Linked DNA regions of Homo sapiens: region 2 is linked to region 1. Evidence: chromatin loops called from intact Hi-C (ENCODE). Cell type or tissue: endothelial cell of umbilical vein. All regions are shown on one strand. Links, peaks and the distances in the headings refer to the core of each region. The heading gives the core; the rest is flanking DNA. Region 1 overlaps PRORP (protein only RNase P catalytic subunit). Region 2 has its middle 5.4 kb from the start of RALGAPA1.

The links. Peaks named below come from ENCODE experiments on the same cell type or tissue, not always from the same donor. Only the 100,000 strongest peaks of a DNase experiment are listed, where the experiment ranks them.
Region 2: it touches region 1 in a loop (9-fold over the local background); 7 of 110 quality-filtered maps call a loop at or near these places.

The regions. Positions count from the first base shown.
Region 1 is chr14:35,139,577-35,142,499 of GRCh38, reverse strand. All of the region lies in intron 4 of PRORP (protein only RNase P catalytic subunit), which reads right to left. The region is part of intron 4 of PRORP-PSMA6 (PRORP-PSMA6 readthrough); the gene reads right to left. Among named protein-coding and RNA genes, the nearest start is that of PRORP, 18 kb to the right of the region's middle. In endothelial cell of umbilical vein, for the core only: no CTCF peak of the experiment used is centred there; a DNase peak (open chromatin) is centred at 1,559.
Region 2 is chr14:35,813,198-35,816,120 of GRCh38, reverse strand. No RefSeq gene overlaps it. Among named protein-coding and RNA genes, the nearest start is that of RALGAPA1, 5.4 kb to the right of the region's middle. In endothelial cell of umbilical vein, for the core only: a CTCF peak has its summit at 1,524 (motif pointing right); a DNase peak (open chromatin) is centred at 1,530; H3K27me3 peaks cover 145 bases.

The DNA.
Region 1 (2,923 bases), core at 198-2,697:
GCATGCACCTGTAAGTCCTAGCTACTTGGGAAGTTGAGGTGGGAGGATTGCTCCAGCCCAGGAGTTCATTGCTGCAGTGAGCTATGATCACACCATTGCACCCCAGCTTGGGCAAAAGAGCAAGGCGTCATCTCTTGGAAAAAAAAAAAAAAAAAAGCAATGAATTTATAATTTACAGGATGAGCTTCCAGGTGTGGTGGCTCACACTTATTATCCCAGCACTTTGGGAGGCTGAGGTGGGAGGAATGCTTGAGCCCAGGAGTTCAACACCAGCCTTGGCAACATAATGAGACTCCATCTCTACATAAGATAATAAATTAAGGCTGGGCGCGGTGGCTCACGCCTGTAATCCCAGCACTTTAGGAGGCCGAGGCGGATGGATCAGCTGAGGTCAGGAGTTCAAGACCAGCCTGGCCAACATGGTGAAACCCTGTCTCCACTAAAAATACAAAAATTAGCTGGGCGTGGTTGCAGGCACCTGTAATCCCAGCTACTCAGGAGGCTGAGGCAGGAGAATCGTTTGAACCCAGGAGGCAGAGGTTGCAGTGAGCCGAAATCGTGCCATTGCACTCCAGCCTGGGCAACAACAGCAACACTCCGTCTTAAAAAAAAAAAATTGCCCAGGTGTTGTGCCACATGCCTGTAGTCCCAGCTACTCATGAGGCTGAGGTGGGAGGATCACTTGAGCCCAGGAGGTCTCAGCTGCAGTGAGCCGTGATTGTGCCACTGCACTCCAGCTTAGGTGACAGAGCAAGACCCTGTCAAAAAAAAAGTGGTCATGAGTTAATAATCATGGAGGATGGGGGTCCATTATGTTAGTCTCTTTTTGATTATGTTTGAAATTTTCTCTAATGAAAATATTAAAGAATTATTATCTTTGTAGTTGAATATAAAAAATCTGACTGTAATTTAATGTTATTATCAAGAACCATGTCTAGGCATAGTAGCTCACACCTGAAATCTCAGCACTTTGGGAGGCCAAGGTGGGAGGACCACTAGAAGCCAGGAGTTCAAGACCAGCCTAGGCAACATAGTGAGACCCCGTCTCTACAGAAAAAATTAAAATAAAAAAATTAGCCAGATGTGATGGTACACACCTGAATCCTAGCTACCCAGGAGGATGAGGCAGGAGGATTACTTCAGCCCAGGAGTTCAAGGCTGCAGTGAGTTATGATCATGCCACTGTATTCCAGCCTGGGTGAATAGTAAGAACTTGTCTCAAAAAACAAAACAAAACAAACAAACAAAAACAAAAAAAAAAAGAAAAAGAAGGAAGGAAAATAAGAAAAAAACCTAATTAACATTAAAGTAACACTATGCGCATAGCTCCAAATTCACTTTTTGACCTTCACTGATGCCCACTCAATTAGTGTCAGTAGTTAAATCAGTAGATGCAAATTATTTGGAATTCTGCTTTGTTCACTTAAAATTCACATATACCACTCTTTTCTCTACCTACTATCACTAATCTGACTTACACAGAAATGACAGATATCTTTCAGTTTAATATTTTAAAAAGTTCAACAAATCCTTTAACCTGATGGACTTGGTCATACCTAGAATAATTTTTATATGTTACATTATTGCCATCTGCTGGCTATGTTGTCTAATTACAGTAAACAAATGTTTAAAACAGAAAAGCTAAAAAATTACCTTATATAATAACTGAGATTTTTCTCCCAAAACTATTCAACAGAAAAGAAGCTGCCATACTTTAAGTTTCCTCAAAATCTCACATTAGAAGCAATTGTCCTTGATTCTAGCTGCACTTTAAAATCACCTGGAAGCTTTTGAAAATCCTAATACCTGGACCCCACCAAGCCAAAGCAATTAAATCAGAATCTCCATGTTATGAAATGAAAGTCAACCACAGACTGACAGAAAATATTTGTAAAATATATTGGACTTAGGACTTGTATCTAGAATATAGAAACAGTTCTTACAACTCAATAATGAAACAATCCAATTTTTAAAATAGGCAAAAAATCTGAACAAATAAATATTATACCAAAGATATATGGATGGCAATTAAGCATATAAAAAGATGCTCAACAACATTAGTCATTAGGAAAATCTAAATTAAAATCACAATGAGATACCACTTCATACCTATTAGAACAGTAAAGAGACTAACCTTAACCATACTAAGCATCAGCCAGGATGTGGGGCTACTATAGCCCTCATACTCTGCTGGTGGAAATGTAAAATGGTACAACCACTCTGGAAAACAGTTGGGCAGTTTCTGAAAAAGCGACACACACACACACATATCTACCATAAGACATCTACCATAAGACCAAACCATTCCAGTCCTAAGAGAGTTACCCAAGAGAAAAAAAAAGCTGTAGTAGGTTGAATAGTGTAACCTCAAAATTTATGTCTAGCAGGAAACACAGAATGTGAATGTAGAAAGAGGGTCTTTGTAAATGAAATAAGACAAGGTCATGCTAGATTAGGGTGGGCTCTAAATCCCATAACTTGTAGCCTTATAAGAGGAAGAGATGGCACACAGAGATACACACACACAAAGGCCACATGAAGACAGACGCAGAGAATGGAGTGATGCAGCTAAAAGCCAAGGAACACCATCAATTGCCAGGATCTGGCTTCTGAAGGTAGGAAAGAGAAGGAAGGATTCTTCCCTGGATCCTTCAAAAGGAGCATGACCTTGCCAACATCTTGATTTCAGATTTCTAGCCTCCAGAATTGTGAGAGAGTAAATATCTGTCATTTGAAGCTACCCAGTTTGTGGTAATTTGTTAGGGCAGCCCTAGGAAACAATAACAAAAGCACAAAGACTTGTTCAAGACTGTTCTAATCAGCTTTATTTATAACAGCACCAAACTGGAAATAACCTAAATGTCCATCAACAAATGTACAAATTGTAAAATAGTCACACAATGGAATACTACTCAATTATAAA
Region 2 (2,923 bases), core at 285-2,784, 670 kb before region 1:
TTGTCTGTGAATGTTACTTGCTTTCTTTAAAAATTAAATGTCAAAAGATAACTGAACACCATAAATCATGATCAATGAAATTACAGTAGAAAGATATGGTCAGGCAGCTCACACCTGTAGCCAGCACTTCGGGAGGCCAAGGCAGGTGGATGGCTTGAGTACCCAGGAGCTCAAGACCAGCCTAGGCAGCATGGTGAGACCCCATCGCTACAAAAAATACAAAAATTAGCCAGGTATGATAGTGCATGCCCATAGTACCAGCTACTAAGCAGGCTGAGGTGGGAGATTCACTTGAGTCTGGGAGGTTGAGGCTGCAGTGAGCCAGGAATTGTGCATAGAAAGATATTACAAAACATATTGACATTGGAACTGATGTGCAAAAGCAATGATGGGTGAAATAGCTGGTCCCTTAGCATGAAGGTAGTGATACCAAACTGTACTGATATTCATTGTATTCTTCACTATCACACACAGTAAAAATGAAAAACCAGTTTCACTTAAGACTGTCCTTGATGAAGCAGTTGCTCTTTATATGCTCATTTTGTCACAGAAAATACAAAAACTATGTGTACTTAATGTTTAGAACTTTATAAGGGGCAAGGACTAATGCTGCATACTAAAGTACAATGGTGGTCTTTATAAAAAAAATTTTCTGCAATTGAGTTGTGAACTGACCTAGCAACTTTATTCAGAAAATGGCATTTTTACATGAAAGAAGTGATAAACAAACTACAATAATTCAGACATGGGTATTTGAAATATTTGCAAAAATAAATAGAGTGCGCCTGTCATTTTTAGAAGAACAATTGACATTATTTGTTGCCAAGGATAAAATTTAAGCTTCTAAGTAAAAATTAGAAATTTGAGGCCGGGCGCGGTGGCTCACGCCTGTAATCCCAGCACTTTGGGAGGCCGAGGCGGGCAGATCACAAGGTCAGGAGATCGAGACCACCCTGGCTAACACAGTGAAATCCCGTCTCTACTAAAAAAAATACAAAAAAAAAAAAATTAGCCAGTCGTGGTGGCAGGCGCCTGTAGTCCCAGCTACTCGGGAGGCTGGAGCAGGAGAATGGTGTGAACCTGGGAGGTGGAGCTTGCAGTGAGCTGAGATCGTGCCACTGCACTCCAGCCTGGGTGACAGAGCAAGACTCCGTCTCTGAAAAAAAAAAGAAATTTGAAAAACTTTTACCAACCATTGTGAGTATGAAAACTTTCCAATACTTAAAGGCTTTCTGATGTATGTGAGGTTTTTTTTTATGTTATTTAATGAAATGTGTTAGCATTTTAAAGCTCTGTATAAGTCAGCAAACAATTATTTTGATGAATGCATAATGTTACAAAATTATGTATAGGTGAAAGATCTATTCAAAGTACAAGATTTTAATATAAGGAGTACAAAATTCTTACTGATAGGCTTTCATATTCCTTACTGCAACTCATCTTTAAGAAACTACCTCTTGTTGGGGGCTTGACGTTGGGTACACAAGGACATAATCTTTATGCCAGACACTGGAGACTACCAGAAGGGGGCAGCAGGGAGCAGAGAAAGGGTTGAAAAACTATTGGGTACTATGCTCACTCCCTGTGTGATGGATTCAATTGTACCCTAAACCTCAGCATCATGCACTGTACCCATGTAACAAACCTGCACGTGTACCCCCTGAATCTAAAATAAAAGTTGAAATTTTAAAAACTACCACTTGTTGACTTTTATTGTAGTGTCAACAATTATCTAAAAAACATATTAAAACACTCTTTTTACCAATTACATATACATATGAAGCCAGATTACCTTCATATACTTCAACCAAAAGAGAATAGTGTATATAAGAATCCAGCTGTCTTTAATTAAGCCAAACTATAAGCAAATTTGCAAAAAAAAAAAATAAGCTATAACACTTTTCTCACCAAATATTTTTTGTGATAGAAAAAATAATAGATTTTTTTTTCTGCTGAGTAGTCTAAGGGAAATTTTTTTTAATTTAAATAAAAAATAGATTTTTTTTGAGTGAGATGGAGTCTCACTCTGCCACCCAGGCTGGAGTGCAGTGGCGTGATCTCGTCTCACTGCAACCTCCACCTCCCAAGTTCAAGCAATTCTCCTGCCTCAGCCTCCTGAGTAGCTGGTTTTCACCATGTTGGGCAGGCTGGTCTTGAACTCCTGACCTCAAGTGATCTGCCTGTCTTGGCCTCCCAAAGTGCTGGCATTACAGGCATGAGCCACCACACCCAGCCAGAAACTATTCTATATGATACTGTAATTGTGGATACATGACCCTATGCATTTGCCAATACTCATAGAACTATTTTATAGCATGTAGAATGAACCTTAACGTATGCACATTAAAAGAAATCAGAGGATCCCACTGGAACACAAAATGTGACAAAATAATCAAACTGTATTATAAGTATGAAACAACCTCACTAAAGAAGGTGTAGAAAAAGGTACTTATTTGGGAATGAGTGGAATCTGTAAGACTAAAGACAAAAGAAAATGTACATATGCACGGTACTCTAGTTAATAAAGTTGTTTCTCATGGGAAAGTAGGTTAACAATTCTGATACTGTTATACATGTATACTGCAATAAAATAAGTAAATGTTTGGTATATGGTGGGAACCAAGTATCTTATTGTTGGAGTGGGAGTTTATAATAAGTAAAGGGAGAAGGGTAGAATGATTCATCTAGTAATGGATTAGAGTTGAGGCACCACATAGGTATTAATTCATGTTTAGCTTAATACAGATACAGATGGTTATGTACAGAAATATTTATAGGTATGTGTATATAGATGTGCTAGTAAACATATGTGTGCAGTTGGCCCTCTGTATCCATGAGTGCTGCATCTGTGGATTCCACCAACTAGGAATCAGAAAAAAATGGATGGTTACATCTGTACTGAACACACACAGACTTTTTTTTT